Regions from separate parts of the Mus musculus genome. Here region 2 is linked to region 1. Evidence: chromatin loops called from intact Hi-C (ENCODE). Cell type or tissue: gastrocnemius. All regions are shown on one strand.

What was found. Hi-C counts contacts between places; a loop is a spot of excess contacts. Peaks named below come from ENCODE experiments on the same cell type or tissue, not always from the same donor. Only the 100,000 strongest peaks of a DNase experiment are listed, where the experiment ranks them.
Region 2: it touches region 1 in a loop (5-fold over the local background); 7 of 42 quality-filtered maps call a loop at or near these places.

The regions. Positions count from the first base shown.
Region 1 is chr5:136,564,717-136,572,716 of GRCm38, forward strand. Cux1 (cut-like homeobox 1) reads right to left here and starts at 2,774. Exons shown (of 23, transcript NM_001291234.1): 1 at 2,462-2,774. The coding sequence starts at 2,524. In gastrocnemius, CTCF peaks have their summits at 1,705, 2,860 and 4,298 (motif pointing right); DNase peaks (open chromatin) are centred at 871, 1,197, 1,758, 2,367 and 3 more places; H3K4me3 peaks cover 4,522 bases; H3K27ac peaks cover 3,618 bases.
Region 2 is chr5:136,702,030-136,710,029 of GRCm38, forward strand. No RefSeq gene overlaps it. Among named protein-coding and RNA genes, the nearest start is that of Myl10, 12 kb to the left of the region's middle. In gastrocnemius, CTCF peaks have their summits at 1,931 and 3,692 (motif pointing right); DNase peaks (open chromatin) are centred at 1,924, 3,713, 4,987 and 7,039.

The sequences.
Region 1 (8,000 bases):
TAAAATTCCACAACGGGTTTTACAGTAAGCACAGGAATTAAATTATGGTAAAAGGGAGCTATTTTTACTAAAATAGGGTAGACCAATTAATCAAAAAATGCCATCCGGCGGTGTTCATTACATTCAGGAATCTAATTTACACAATAGACTATGGTGTAATCCATTTTAGTCAATAAATACTCAAAACTTCTTTAAGCTTTAATCTTATCAGAAATACATATTTCACATAGTCTTCCTAGTTAAGAGAGCAATGGGAGGAAATTTCATAACGAGCATGAGTCTGCCTTATCGTCCTCACGTAGGCAAGAGCAGAAAAAGCAAGCACAGTTAAGTTGTTTCACTCCACCTATAGATGTTTCAATCCAATCGCCTTCCTTTCCTGCAGGCCTACATGTGGAGTTCGTTTGTTTCAGACTCCTAAGGGTGCTGTGGGTTAATAAATATCACCAGTCCTCCGGCTTAGAAAAGTTCACTCAAGTTCATGTTCAAGCACACTTTAGAGTTGGGAGCAAAGGCGGTTCCCTAGAGATGTTATGGAAGATCACACACACACACACACACACACACACACAGAGGGCAAGGCTGCCTCTATGGACCACAAGACTGTCCCATCTCTCTGGTGTTCCCAGTGATCAAAGCTCTGAGGGCTCACTTGCCGCTCACCTTCAACTTGGCTCCGGCTACGCACAACATCCACCTGGCAGAATCCTGGGGCTGTCCAGGCGCCGCGAACGCGGAGCTAGCACTAGCAGGGAGGACCCCGAGGGCGAGCAGCTGGTTCCGATGAGGGGTGGCAGGCAGAATAGCATCCTCTGGGCACGCAGGCAGCTCCGCCGCGGATTGGGAAGCCCCGATACCATCCCCTCGAGGCGACGAGGAACCACAATCAGTCTCCTTACAGTCCAGCGGGGCCCCCGGGGCTTTGCTTTCGAGAACCGGGCTGGAGAAGGCAGCTCGGAGCGGACCTGACGCGCGCTCCATAACTCCTGGGGCCCCTTTGCAGAGAGGACAGAACACACCCCTCGCGAAAAAGAGTGAGGGGCTGGAGTGATGCAAGCTATCGGTCACCGAGGGGGGAGCCCTGGAAGTCCCTGAGACACGCAGCTAAGTCTGGCTGCACCGATCGGTGACCCCGGAGGAAAAGCGCTCCGAGACCGGGTCACGCAGCGGCCTGCGCTCGGTGGAAAGTTGCAGCCTTTCTCCCGCACCTTTTCCCTTCTCCCGGGCCGATCCCGCACTCTGCGCGACCCACCGGTGTCCCCCCGCAAGCCAAGTTTTTCCCTTCCAAAGCTTCCCCCACAACCCCTTCCCGGGGAAGTCCCCGGGCGCAAAAAAGGGGGACAGATCCAGCTCCGCAGTCACTTTCACGCAGAAGACACACAAAAGAGCGCGGGGCTTGCGGGTTGGCCCCGGGACGTAAACAAACGGGGTGGGGGAGGGACCCGCCACACCGGGTAGCCGGTGCCCTGGCCGGGGCGACACCGGTTGACAATCCCTTACGGGAGTAGTGGAAAGAGGAATGGTGGCAGCTGGGCCCAAGGGGAACGATCAAGGAGCAGCCAGGAGCTCCAAGCCACCCGCCGTCTTCACGACAAGGGGCCACCCGCCAGCCTGGCCGTCGCCGCCACCGCCGCCAGCCGCCGGTGGCCGATCTGACCCTCCCCCGGAGCCGGCGGCACCACAGCGCCACCAGCTCCAGCTCCGCCGCGCCGGCGGGGCAGTGGCGGCGGCGGCGGCGGCGGTCCGCGACTCTCTCCTCCAGGAGACAGAGGAAAGAGAGAGAGAGAGAGAGACAGGCGCTTCACCCCCCACCAGCAACTCCCCACAAACTTTCCCCGGGAATACGACGGGGCTGAGCCGGGGGGAAGGAAGGACGTGACTGGCGCGAGGGGGACTAGCGTCCCGCAGCTCCCCTTCTTTGCAGCCCTGCCACCCCTCCAGAGCCACCCCGTGGCGCGTCCCCCTCTTTAGCGCGCGCGAGTTCCCACTGAGCCCCCGTGGGGGGGGGGGACCGCCGCTCCCCCCTCCTCTCCACCAGGGTCCCGCGACAACGACAGCGCGCGGGGTAGGCGGCGGCGGCGGAGAGGACGATGAGGATGATGATGGCGATGATGGTGGGGAGGAAGACACCCTCCGGGGTTGAAGGGGGCAGACACCGGGGGGCAAAGATGTTGGTGGCGGCTGGCGGCTCCGGCGCCATCTTGGGCTGATCGATGAATTGAACAAAGAGGATCAATTTCTGATCAAGCCGAGTGATCAATGAGAGCCGGGGAGCCCGAGGGACTCGCCGCCGACTCGGCCCCGCTCTTCTCCCGGCACCCCCCTCCTGCTTTCCCCCGTCGCCTCAGCACCCCCGCCAGGGCCCTGGCAGCCCGGAGTGTCACCCTCCTTCCTGAGGGAGGCCGCGACCGCCCGCAGCCCTCACCCCCCGGGCGCGAGGCCGAGCGCCGAGAAGCCTGACCTGCAGCTGCTGTAAATCAAAGCGCTTCCAATATTGAAACATCGATCCCACATTGGCCGCCATCTTGAGACATATTGAGACGGAGTGAGAGGCTGATAGAGAGGGGGCTGGAGTTCAGGAGCCGCCAGGAGGCAGCAGGCGGGCGGGCGCCAAAACCCGGCCTGGAGCCGGCCGCCGCCTCAGCCACCGCGGACGCGGACTCCTTCCTCCTCACGGCGCCGCCGCCGCTGCCGCCGCCGCCGCCGCCACCGCCTCAGCCATGGAGTCCGAAGCCTGAGGGAAACGCGGCGGCGGCGGCGGCGGCAGCCTTGACGCGCGCGCGCCGCGCTCTCTCTCCACAGCCCGAGCGCGGGCATCCGGGGCCCTCGCGACCCCTCACCCTTTTTCCCGCGCGCCCCGCCACAAGCCCCCCTCCCAGGCCGCGCTGCGACCCTACGGCGGCCCGGCCTCGAGGGGGCGCTGCGGGGTCTCCTCCGGACCCCGCAGCTCACCTAAAGGGCGCCCTCCCTCCCCAACACCCCCGCCCCCGGGAAGGTCGCGGTCGCCGGTGGCCAGCGCTTTAGGATAAGGTGCCCCTCGCTCTGCGCGCCTGAGGACAGTGGGCTGCGCTGCGGCAGCGGGGCGCGGGCGCTGCGCTCTTTCGCACGGTGCGCGCGGTGGAGCGAGCGGAGCCCACCTGCACAGCCGGCGGTCGGGACCCCACCGGCCAGCCCGCGCGCCGGGGCTGCGGGTGACCTCACTCCGCTCCCCTATGCGCTCCAGCTGGGGGACCTCCAGACCACAGCGGTCGTGAACAGTGTTTCATATTCAAGGAAGTGCAATTGTGTCGTGGTAAAGGGGGCGGAGGGGGTTGACCACCAAGCCTTGGAGCCTGCGGCTGCTGCCGCCGCGACTCCCATTCACGTCCTACACATTCCGTTGCAATCCCCAACTTGCACCGGGACACATCAGCGAGTGGCGACGGCCTCCCCACCCTTCAGAGCCGCTCCAGCGTCCGCCAGGACTGGGGCAAGTCTTGGAGCACAACTCTGTCCCAACCATGCTTCTGCGACACAACCCCAGAAACTTCCTCTGGGGTTCACACAACTCCGCGCCTCCGTCTTTGCAGGCAGAAAGTTTGAGAGCGTGCAGTGCACTTGAAACTGAGCGCTCGTTCCTAAGTTTTGAAGAAGAAAAAAAAAAAAAAACAAAAACGCTCACATTTAAACCGGGAGTGGGGGGAAGGAAGTTCTCTTTACATTTCCTTCTAGACCCAAAGCACGCGTTTCAGGATCGTCATCTTTAATGGATTTATTCACACCAGAGAGTTTGCGTTTACAGTAGGAACACAGTGTTTTCACTTTGCTGCACTTCGGTGAACGTGTAATTAGTTAAGACAAATCCCTAAATTCCTTAATCTTGAAAATTATATGTAAATAACGTCTGTATGGAACACCAAACATGACAGTAGAAAATAATTGCTCTCTGAGCCAAGTTTGAGGGCTTAGCGTTATTCGGTTGCGGTGAGATCGATATTTTTGGAGAACGAGGTTGGAAATGAAAGTCCCCCCGAGATTTAAAGAATACAAGTGTTCCCGGGTCTTGCAACTGCACCCAAAAGCCTCTGTGTCCATGCAGCGGTCGGGACCGGGCTGCACTCCCAAGTCGCAGCCTTTGAGGGGCAGAAGCCACCCGAAGCAGGTGCGTGGGAGCGCGCGGGCGTCAGGAGGCGCAGAGCCAACCTCAAGTCTGGATGCCGTGACGCGGCGCCAGGCGGGACACTGCGGACCTCGGGTGACCGCGAGCTGCAAGGGAGTCAGGCGCCGGAGCCGGAACGCGCGGGCGCCCGTGCTGCAGCTCCATTCGCACCGCCCAGTAGAGGGCAGCGGCTCCCCGACACTCGGGTCCTCAGGGTACCCCCCCCCCCCACACACACACACACACACACACACACCACTGCCCCAATGCTCGTGCCCACCCCAGCTCCTCGTACTTGGCCACACCCTGACCGAGATCCAGGCGGGAAGCAATTCCTTTGCCACCTAAAGCTTCCTAGAGCTTACCCGTTTCTCCCTATCTTGCATTTTAAAGGCCATCTACGTTTGTGCGGTGGCCAGCAAGAACGGCAAAATTTGACCTAAAGGTGGCTAGACAAAATGGGCAGGAGCATTAAAACAAGCAAATTTCCTCTCGTGGGGAACGATCGGAGAAATGGTATGGATTTACCACAGATGTTCTCAATCTAATTATGCTGTCGATCCCCTGGGTTTGAACTTTAAAAACTGAAATATATATGACCTGTGTAATAGTGGGGAAAGACATCTGGTTGGAATTCAGAGTTCTGAATCCATGGCAATATTTTAGATATAAGTTTGACGGGTATTAAATACAATTGTTCCGTTTCTAGTTATGTTTATACTTTTGCATGTTAACCTGGCTGACATTGGGAGGCCCAGAGCTTAAGCTTTATTTAAATAAATTTTAGATTTCTCCTAACAGAGTTTGGGGGTTGTACAGACTTTATTGCCCTCGGCCAGGAAGAGGGGAGAAAAAAAATTAAGATAACTTCTCTAGTGGAATAAAATGTTCTCATTTCAAAAGATAATTCACTAATCAACAATTATCTTGAGTGAATGAAATAATAATGCAAAGACTTGTGACAAGATTTTAAAGAACGCATTTAAGATGTTTAGAACAAGTATAGTCATAAACGAACAACTTAGAGATGGTGGGGTGGCTCAGTGGGTAAAGTGCTTGCTGTACAAGTGTGCTTGAGTTCCATTCTCAAAATCCACGTGGAGGAAGGGAAAAGAGACTCCATAGAATTGTCCTCTGATGTCTACCCCCTAGCTGGGACGTGTGTCCCACTGCACACACCAGGCACACACACACATCGTCATCATAATTAATAAATAAAATTTAATAAAGAGCAAATTATAAGCATTTCAAAGACTAGTTTTTTCTTGCAAGTTCATGCTCACCCAAAGTACTGTAAAACCTGGACGACCACTGGTGTCTGAATGTTGTGGATTTACAAAGTTACGAACTGCTTAAAATATTTTTTAAATGGAAGGGTTTAAAGACTTCTATCTCCATCGACACCCACAAAGACAACACATGAGTGATCACATCCTTCTAGAATCCACTGTGAGAACGGATGGCTCTGACGCAGGAAAAAAAGCTTCACATATAATTGATATGACTTTGAATGAAGCATAAGAAAAACAATCCAGAGGCATTCAGTCATTCTGTTTAATGTCTAGCTTCTCCCTTTAGGGGAAGAGCGCTCACAGTTCCCAATGCATGACTAATTGCCATCCCAAGCTTCCCAAAATAAGTCCCCTGTCATCCAACGAGAGAGCTGATCAAAACGATAGCCATTCCTAGTACCTTTATTTTTCAGCTTAGCACCAGAGAGGGAAACTGTGTAGGTGATGCAGGAGCCCAGAAATCCTCAGTTTCTTCCCCGTGGATCTTGTATTATTACCCAAAACAGTGAAATAAAATAGGGTTAGCTGACATGGTGGTGCACACCTGCCACCCCAGCGGGAGGCAAAGGCAGGAGGAGACTTTCATGGTCATGTATAGGGAATTCAAGGACAGCCTTGTTCTATGAGACCCAGCCTCAAAGACCAACAACAATGGCAAGTAATAACAGTAAAGGATCTGCAAGAATCTATTGTGGTTGCAGTAACTCTAAGAAACATTGTAACATACCTCAAACATTCCTTATTCTGCTCCGGTTGAAGAGTCTCCCCTGGATGGCATCCATGCTTAGTTTATAAAACCCATTAAGGGGAAAGTTGGTGAGTCTCTGTAGGGTGATACTTGCAAAACTGAGCCTTCCTAAGTATATTCCCCAAAATGCAAGTGTGTGAGTCTTTAAAGACAGACTCAAATGGAGTCACTGTTCTTTTAAACTGCACCTGACACCTCAAAAGAATCAGCCGTCAGGAAATGCTTTCCAAGCTGGGCTTGGTGGTGCATTCCTGTTATCTACTCAGCCAGGAGAGACAGGGGCAGGAGGACTGTCACAAATCCAAGGACATCTTGGGCTACACCTTGAGGTCAGGACTAGCCAGAGTTACAAATCGAGACCTTATCTAAAAGAAAGATTTTCTTCTAAACTGAAAAATGTCTCATATTGAAGGGCATTATTTAAAACAAGACGAAAGCTCCCTCAAAGAATCTTAATCTCTCAGGGGGGAAACAATCTTTATGGACTGATTTCTTATTTGTTCCCCTATACATTTTCTCTCCAAGAAACATGGAGTAATAATATGGAATCTTTACCAGACTAAAATCATCATAGTAACCCCAAAATCTTCTAAACTATATGTGTCAAAGGAAAACCGTGAAGCTACTCATTCCAAAGCCTTAATTCTTTTCCTTATTATTCTAACACCCAAAGTAGAACTGGTTTTAAATAGTTTCTATCCAACTAGAAACACTGCAGAGTCTAGGAGATGGCTTAGTGGCTTAGGGCACTTGCCCTAAAAGCCCTGACAACCCGAGTTTGATCCCTAAGCCCCACAAGGTGACTGGAGCAATCTACCTCCAAAAACTGTGTTTAACCTTCACATGTGTGCCATGACACATATGCCCACATACATGTCATACACACATACATGCATACTTCACATGTGTGCCATGGCACATATGCCCACATACATGTCATACATACATACATACATACATACATACATACATACATGCACACTAATGATAAAGAAGTGAAATTTTTTCTTCTAACCATAAACAATGCACAACTTTAAAAACTACACCACGGGAGCAGAAAAGCCAACTCAATGGCTGAGACTACTTGCTGCTCTTACAGAGGACCTGAGTTCAGCTCCCAGCATCCATGTCAGGCAGGCAACTTACAACCAGCTGTTATGCCAGCTCCAGGGGTTCCGATCAATGACTCTAACCTCTGAAGGCACCTACACACTTATTCACATACCCTACATAGAAAAACACAAACATAGAGTTAAAAATAAAATTCAACTAAAAATCACACCATAATGTATTCACTGTTATAAAGGCATGGCTGTAGATGGTAGAACAAATGATTCCTATACATAGTAAATCATATGGGGAAAAAATCTGAACTTTACAAATATAGAACTTCAGCTGGTCAGTGGCAGCACATTCCATTAGTCCCAGCACTGAGGAGACAGAGGCAGGTCGATCTCTAAGTTCAGGGCCAGCCTGATCTATGGAGGAAGTTCCAGGACAGCCTGAGCTACTCAGAAAACAACCAACCAAAAAAGAGAGGGGGGGTGGGTTAAAATTATCTCAAGGTATTTATTCAAAGAATTTGTCAATGTCTTTAATTCACAAATATCTGAGACCAGACAAATTTATAAATTTGAAGTTTTGAAACACTTCAGATTTGTAAATGCCTTTTCTTTACATCAAAACATTGTGAATAACAGAGGTGTGTGTGAGTGTGTGTGTATGTGTGAGTGTGTGAGTGTGTGTGTGTGTGTGTGTGTGTGTGTGTGTGTGTGTGTGCTCTCCCATGCTGTGACTGCCTTCCAGAACAATTTGGCACTAA
Region 2 (8,000 bases), 140 kb after region 1:
GGATCCTATCTCCAATAAGGAAAGCAACGGGAGGTGGGGAGGGGAGAGGGCAAGGCAGATAAACAGTCAGACAGACAGACTTAGGAAATAGGAATCCTTTGCCATTCTCTCAGGAGAGGGGGCAAGAGAGGTTCTCCCATCAGCCTGCAGCTCTTGGCCTGGGAGACAACTGAGTGGTCCACTAGAGAAGAGGCTGAGGCTGCTAGAAGAATCCTTCCTCTACCACAGCCCTGGCTGCCCCTTGCTTTCTAAGACTCACTTTCCTGGAAGTCATGAGTGGAGCCCTGTCTACACCGAAAACTTGTCAAACCTGTTTGTGTCCCACAGGAGGAGACAGAGCCAGGGCTACAGGGAGTGGGAGCCTCAGGCAATCTCTGACACCCCCTTACTTGAGACTGTCTGACAGCTTGGCCTGCCATACTGCAGGGGCCCTAGCTCACTAGGGACATGGGCAACCAGTGCAGAGGTCAAAAGGGGATCCGGCAGGTTAAAGAGGAAGTGTGTGTGGGAGGGGCATTCACTTCCTCGATCCTCAATCTTCCCTGTCCCTGCTCTCTGAGCCAGAGTACAATGGTGATCAATAAAACCAGTTCAAGCTGCATGGAATTCAAGAGGAACTTACAAGACTCCCCCTCTCAAGTTGAACAGTTAAAACTTGTGTGTAGCTGTGGCTTAGAGGTAGAGAGGCCCTGCCTAGAATACCCCAGAGAGGGGCTGGGGGCATGGCTCAGTGGTAGAGCCCCTGCCTAGAATCCTCCAGTGAGGGGCTAGGGGCGTGGCTCAGTGGTAGAGCCCCTGCCTAGAATCCCCCAGTGAGGGGCTGGGGGCGTGGCTCAGTGGTAGAGCCCCTGCCTAGAATCCCCCAGGGAGGGACTGGGGGCGTGGCTCAGTGGTAGAGCCCCTGCCTAGAATCCCCCAGGGAGGGGCTGGGGGCGTGGCTCAGTGGTAGAGCCCCTGCCTAGAATCCCCCAGTGAGGGGCTAGGGGCGTGGCTCAGTGGTAGAGCCCCTGCCTAGAATCCCCTAGTGAGGGGCTGGGGGTGTGGCTCAGTGGTAGAGCCCCTGCCTAGAATCCCCTAGTGAGGGGCTGGGGGCGTGGCTCAGTGGTAGAGCCCCTGCCTAGAATCCCCTAGTGAGGGGCTGGGGGTGTGGCTCAGTGGTAGAGCCCCTGCCTAGAATCCCCTAGTGAGGGGCTGGGGGCGTGGCTCAGTGGTAGAGCCTCTGCCTAGAATCCCCCAGGGAGGGGCTGGGGGCGTGGCTCAGTGGAAGAGCACCCACCTAGTCTACATAAAGCCCTGGGTTCAATCCTCAGTGCTGCAAAACAACTAAAACCAGATTAAGACCTTGCTGTACTTCTACTGTCTGTGCCACTCGCGCTGGACACAGGGCCTTTGCTTTGCTAGTTCTTCTGTTTGGAACTTTCTTCCACTCTATTACTCCAGCCTGGCTATGTGGTTGCAGCTCAGCTCAGCCCTGACAACTGCAATAGGTCAAAGCCCTTTCAGAAAATCAGATACTTAAAAATGTGTATTATTACTCGTGTGTGTGTGTGTGTGTGTGTGTGTGTGTGTGTGTGTGTGATGTCCACACACCTGTTTGCATGCTCATGTGGATGTCAGGAAGTTGTTTCACATATGGAAGTTGTTTTTGTCCTTCCTTAGGATAAAGTTGTCAGGCTCATGGACAACAAACACCTTCTCCCTACTGAGACAGCTAACTGAGCCACCAGGTACTTCTGTTGGGGAATTTTAAGTCCAAAAGGTTGGGATTCAAGTGGAGTTTTGATCACTACAATGCCCCTAGACCCCAAATGTAGGCTTGGTATATGGTAGAGTCTATTCAACCCTAGGATATCCAGAGAATCAGCCTGCAGCTGGGCTGCAGCCAGGCCCTATGGAGGCCACTACAGAGTTATGTGCCCCATGTGGCCAAACCTGGTACTGCATTCAGTTCCAGAGTCCTCCCTTGGGCTTCACCAAGCCTACCTGGCCAGTCTACTCTTCAGTCGTCCCATAAGAAGAATGAAGAAAGAACTCAAGTGTATCTTGGCGTCTTAGGGACTATCATGGCTCAGGATAGCAGCGAATCTGAGACTGAAGCCACTTTTCTGTTTTTTTCTTATAAAACTGGCCAAACTGGATCACCTAGAATGCCTGATGAACCCTAATCAGACCTGGGAGGCGATGGGCTGCAAGCCCAAACAGGCCTTTGGGTCCCCAGAGATCTGGGGCAAGGAATTGGCCCTGCCCTGGGCCTCAGCCTGCTCCCCCAACCAGCTGTATCTCATTGAGGATAATTAGCCCAGCCAGACGCCTGGCTCTCGGCCTCTCATTTTCCACTCAAGATCCATCCGCCGGGGGCCTTCGGACAGTGGCCCCACATATAAATCAAGAGGGGGTCGCTGTTAAGAGAGCAGGGACATTCTTTCCACCCATGTGGCTGGCTAAATTGTCTCCAAGAGCAGATTCTGTCTTGGCGCCCAATCAAGAATGGCCAAGGCCTTTGAAGGCCCTTCCAGGATGAACCCCAGGGGTTTGAAGCTGTCTGAGCAAGCGGCAATCTCTGTGGGAGCTTCTGCTGACCACAAGAGGGTGGGGCCTCTGAGGACGGTGGGACAACGTGATAGAAGAGGGACAGACCTCGCCTGACAGGAGGCACCCCCATTATGGAGACTCCATAGCAACTTTGGAGCTGACTGTATCTCGCTACATGTAAGTAAGGGCTCTGTCATTAAGCCACGCCCCCAGTCACTTACTTGGGGGTTCTAGGGCAGTGGTCTACATTGAGCTACACCCAGCCCCTTACTGGGGGATTCTAGGCAAAGCAGTTTATCAGTGAGCCCCGCTCAGCCCTTGCTGGGGCACTCAGGAATTCTACCACTGTCTCCCTCTCCTTATTTTTGCTCTGCCTGGGCTGCACCTTGAAGACCTATCTCAAAACTAAATAAATGTACGGCTAGGAGCACATCTCAGTCGTAGAACATGTGTGAGGACCGTGGCTTTGCTCACTGCCACTCCAAAAAGAAATAAATGAAAACAAATGGATATCCACACGTTGATATTAGTAAAAAAGATGGGATGTATACTTAGTGAGAATAAAAAATAGAATGACAAACATGACAGACCTAGGTCCTCTGCACATATGTTACAGTTGGGCAGCTTGGTCTTCATGTGGGCTGCTAACAGTGAGAGCAGGGGCTGTCTCTGGCTCTGTCATTTCCCTTCACACCCTTTCCTGCTACTGGGCTGCTCACCTCACCTCAATAGGAGAAGATGCACCTAGCCTTAGTGCAACGTGAGATGCTGAGGTTGGTTGGTATCCATGGGAGGCCTCCCCTTGTCTGAGGAGAAAGGGAGGAGGAGTGGAGGCAAGGCAGGGAGGACTGGACGGAGAGGGGGGAGGGGAAACTGTGGTCGAGATGTAAAGTAAATTAATTAAAATAAAAAATCACGAAAGTGGAATAGGAATCACTGAGATTTTGCTTGTGAGTTCTAGAGAAGAGGTCCTGGAGAGACTGTTAAAAGAGGACATTTTAGAATTTTCTGGAACACTGGTTCCAGAACTGTCATACTCCCCACTGAATCAGCATTTTAGTCTTGACACTAAATTTCTTTTTTTTTTTAATTTATTTTTATGTAAATGAATGCATGTTTGAGGGGCTGTGTCTGTGCACATGAGTGCAGTACCCAGAGAGGCCACAAGAGGGCTCTGTCTGGTATGGATGCTGAGAACTAAACTTGGGTCCTTCAGAAGGGAAGTACGTACTCTTTCCAGCTTCCTGAGCCCACTTTCTTTCAATAGTGAGGTTCGATCCTGAACCCCACAGTGTCTGGTTGGAGCCAGGGAATTGTGGCTGCTTACAGACAGAAAGACAGACTCCGGGGCATGTGTAGTTTATGATCTGGTATCAACATAAGCTTGGAGTTGATCCTGTAAAATAAACTTACTGGTGAATTAAATACCCGTTCAGGGCCATGGAGTCAAGCATTTTGCACATGACACGGGCCTATCCCGTGAAGTTTTTTGAAGCCACGCCCACCGTCCGTGCTTCATACTTGCTCCTAGTTTGTTGTGGGGTCTCTTATGCTGACCCCATGCTGGTTGTATGGGTGGGGTGTGGGTGTGGATGTGATTGGGGAATGAAGAGACTGGTTCCAGTGTCCTGAGAGTGGCGTGACAGGGTCGAGGCATACCTTTCTTTTTATATCTTCAACTTGTGTAGCCTATTAGCCTGGCTCAGTTGCCTCAGAAGACAGGGTTCTATTGGTGGCTGGGTAGCTCTGACACTCCGACCCTCAGCGCCCTCCTGGCCTTCCCATGATCCAACTACAATCATGGATTCCACAGCAGTCAAGGACAAAAGGGCACAGACAGTGGCTCTGGGACAAGGCTCGGAAGCCAGCTCCAGTCCCAGCTGCTGCCCGCCCCAACACCTCATCCTTACTCAAGACCTGTTATCCGAGTGCTGGGTGCTAATGTCTATGTTTGGAGAGGGTGGGGCACTGGGACCCAGACTTCTTGGTGCCATGGAGACACTGGATGGGAGTGGCTGGTGGGCGCAGGGGTGGGAGAAACAGGCCATGTGGAGCTATGGTAATCCAGAATTTAGCTTCAAAGCTTGTGCCTTCAACTTCATTGGAATGTCCACCCACAAGGGTGGGGACAAGCTAAGTCTGGCTCCCATCAAACTTCAGAGAGTTACTGTGTCTTGTTTGGCTGGGGACTGAGGAGACTGTCTCATGGGGTTACAGGTCGGGGATCTTAGTGGGCGTATATAGGGTCAGGAAACCCCAGTACAACCTCTTAGGCCATGTCTACTCTAGGTCACTGACTACCTGTTTGGGCCCTCATATCGCCCCCCAGAGAGATGGATGAGCGTCCCACCCACCACCCACCATGTGCACCCTCAGCTGGTACTTGCTGCCGGCCGCCCGGGTTAGAAACTCCAGTTGGCCTCGGTGAATGGAACGCACAAAGACCGCTTTTGTGGCTCCACAGCGCCATCTACTGGTTTTTGAGCCACCTTGCCTGGCTTCTGTTTCTCCCAGGCTTCTAGAGTCAACACAGCCACTCATAGCACAGGGTTTTAAAGTATAATTTTGAGGCAAACAAGTCTGAATGAGAGTTGTGGCTGCCTCAGTTACTGCTGAACCACAGACCTTAACCTCTTTAAGTTTCCTGGAAAAAAAAAAACTCGTGGGCTGGGCTCAGTCAGTAAAGCTTGCCTCGAAAGTATGTGGACCTGAGTCCCATTCCTAAAACCCATGTAAAAAGCCAGGTACTGAATCTGTGCTTAAGGTGGAGACAGGTTAACTCTTGGGCCTTGATGGCCAGACAGCCTAGCCTGATTGGCAAGTACCGGGTCAATGGGAGACTCTATCTCAGAGAGAGAGAGAGAGAGAGAGAGAGAGAGAGAGAGAGAGAGAGAGAGAGAGGTGTGACAATATCCTTGAGGAAGTCTTGAGGTTTCTTCTGGCCTCTACATGATCATGCATGCACCCTCACATACATGCACATACACAAACATGCATTTAAAAATAGCTTGCAAACTTATAGCGTGGTCTTTAAGCTTTCTACTGTGTGCACACAAGACCGCATCACAGCCCTGTAATTACATCTCTAACTTCAGGCGATAAGGACACTGAGGATACCCAGGGGATGGATGGAGGCTGCAGTGATACGTGGATAGAAGGCACCGGATTGCCAAAGCCCGCTGGATGCACACTTTCCCACAAATCCATCTGCCTTCAGCATCTTTGCCTCCGGGGCTTCCAAGAATCATGACACATGTCTTGATTTAGCCTCCAGCTTCGAGCCCCGGCTGCTTCCCATGACAAAGGTTCACTTGCATGCATGCGCACCTTCTCTTTCTCTTTTCTGAGACAGGATTTGTGTGTGTGTGTGTGTAGCCCTGGCCGTACTGGAATTAATCCATAGACCAAGCTAGCCTTGAATTTAGAGATCCCCCTGCCTCTGCCCTCCCCGGTGCTGGGATTAAAGGTGTGCACCATCACCACCCCACTTCTCAGTTTCATCTATTGCTGTGATAATAAAAAGATCTGACAAGAGCAACTTAGAAGAGTTTATGTCAGTTCATGGTCCCAGAGTTACAATCCATCCTATGGGGACATCACAGGGGCAGGAACACCGGAGACAGCTGGTCACATCACATCCACAGTCAGGAGCGGGGGGTGGGGCTGGGGTGTGGGGGAATGGGGTGGGGGGATGAATGCGCATGCGCGTAGTGCTCAGCCCGCTTTCGCTTTCTCTACTCTCAGTCCAGGCCTCAAATGGTGCTGTCCGCTTTTAAGCTGGGTCTTCCCACATCAATTAACACTGTCAAGATAATCTCCCACAAACATGCCCACAGGTCCATCCGAATGAGACAGTTCCTCGCTGAGACGCTCTTCCCAGGTGACTCTGGGACGTGACAAGCTGATAATTAAAACTAACCTGCACAATGGACATGGGAGGAAGTAACCTGTTTGGATCCAGATCTGTCCCTAGTGGAGCTCAGGGTCCTGAACAGCTCTTCTCTCTGTGATGGCTGGCTTCCTGTGTGGCAAGTGAATTGTCAGGGTCCTTTCGGCCGCTTCTACTGTCTAAGCCCTGTCCTGCTTCTCACGCTACTGTGGGTGGGAAGGTAGAGGACATACAATGGGAACCAGGAGCTCGGGACAATTCTCATCCGCACCCCACCCCCAAGCAGTGGGGGAGTCTGCATCCTGGAGTCTAGCCTGATTCAGCTTGGTGATATTCCACCTCTCTTGGAAGTCATGTCCGCGCCACCCCACCTTCCCCAGCTCAGCAGCTTCTTCTTACTGGAGCCTTAAAAGGGTTCCGGGAACAAAATACCTCTAAGGATCCACTTCCAGTGGCCTACTTCCTCCAGTATAAGCCCCGCCTCCTCCAATGCTTCCCCCCCCCCCCCCCCCACCAAGTAGCACCACCACCTGGGGATGTAGGCTTTAGCTCTCGGCCTGTGGAAGGGATTCCGTGTTCCAACTAAGGCTTGCCCGAGGCACCCTGCTGTGCGAGGCCTTCAGCTTGTCTTCCTGCTCACAGGGTGCTGTCCTGCTGCCTTCTTGCTGGTGTGGTCACGGTGGGAAAGGTGTAGTGATGCAGAGCAGTTGACATCAGAGTGGACAAAAAGACGCATCAGAAAGTATAATTGGTGGACAGGAAGCAGCAAGAGGCTGTCTGAGAGTGACATATGTTCAGAAAGCAAAGACTGCATCTGTCAGTAGCCCATGGTGTGGCTTTTTTTTTTTTTTTTTTTTTTTCGGGACAGAGATGTGACTCTTATATGCAGAGTCCCAAGGGTAGAGGAGATAGAGAACTGCTTATAGCTGGAAGAGAAGGAAACCAGCCTAGGTACTGGTGAGCAAGGCTGTCAGGGAGCCAGTAGCCAGCCTGTCATTGCTGCAGCTGCTCAAGAGGTAGGAGTGGGAGAAGGATTAAGCGAGGCTCCCAGAATCAGAAGACAGGATCTGGGGCCTCCAGTCAGTGCTGAATGGTCATGTGAACGGGGTTAGGAGTCTTCAAGGCCCCAGGAGTGTATATGAGGGCATTGACTCCCCAGAGGGGACAGATAGGAGCTTATACTCCAGTCTGCAAAGGTGGTGACAGAGGCCACTGATATGCACAGAGAGATGCCAGCCCTTGCCCTGTAAGGACTGGAAACACTAGAGGTTGCTAGCCTTTCCTCAAGGGTGGAGCTGTGGAGCCATCCCAAGAGGGCAGAGGGAATTGGTCGCTTGGCTGTCTGGGTTCCTTGTGTGTGTGTGTGTGTGTGTGTGTGTGAGAGAGAGAGAGAGAGAGAGAGAGAGAGAGAGAGAGAGAGAGAGAGATATGTTCTTGTGGAGAGCATGTGATGTGTGTGCACTGTGCCTGCATATGTGTACACATGACTGTGGAGGCCAGAGGTCAACCTTGGGTATCATTTCATAGGCACTGCTGATCTTACTTGTTTGAGACAGGGTCTCATGCTAGGACCTAGGGC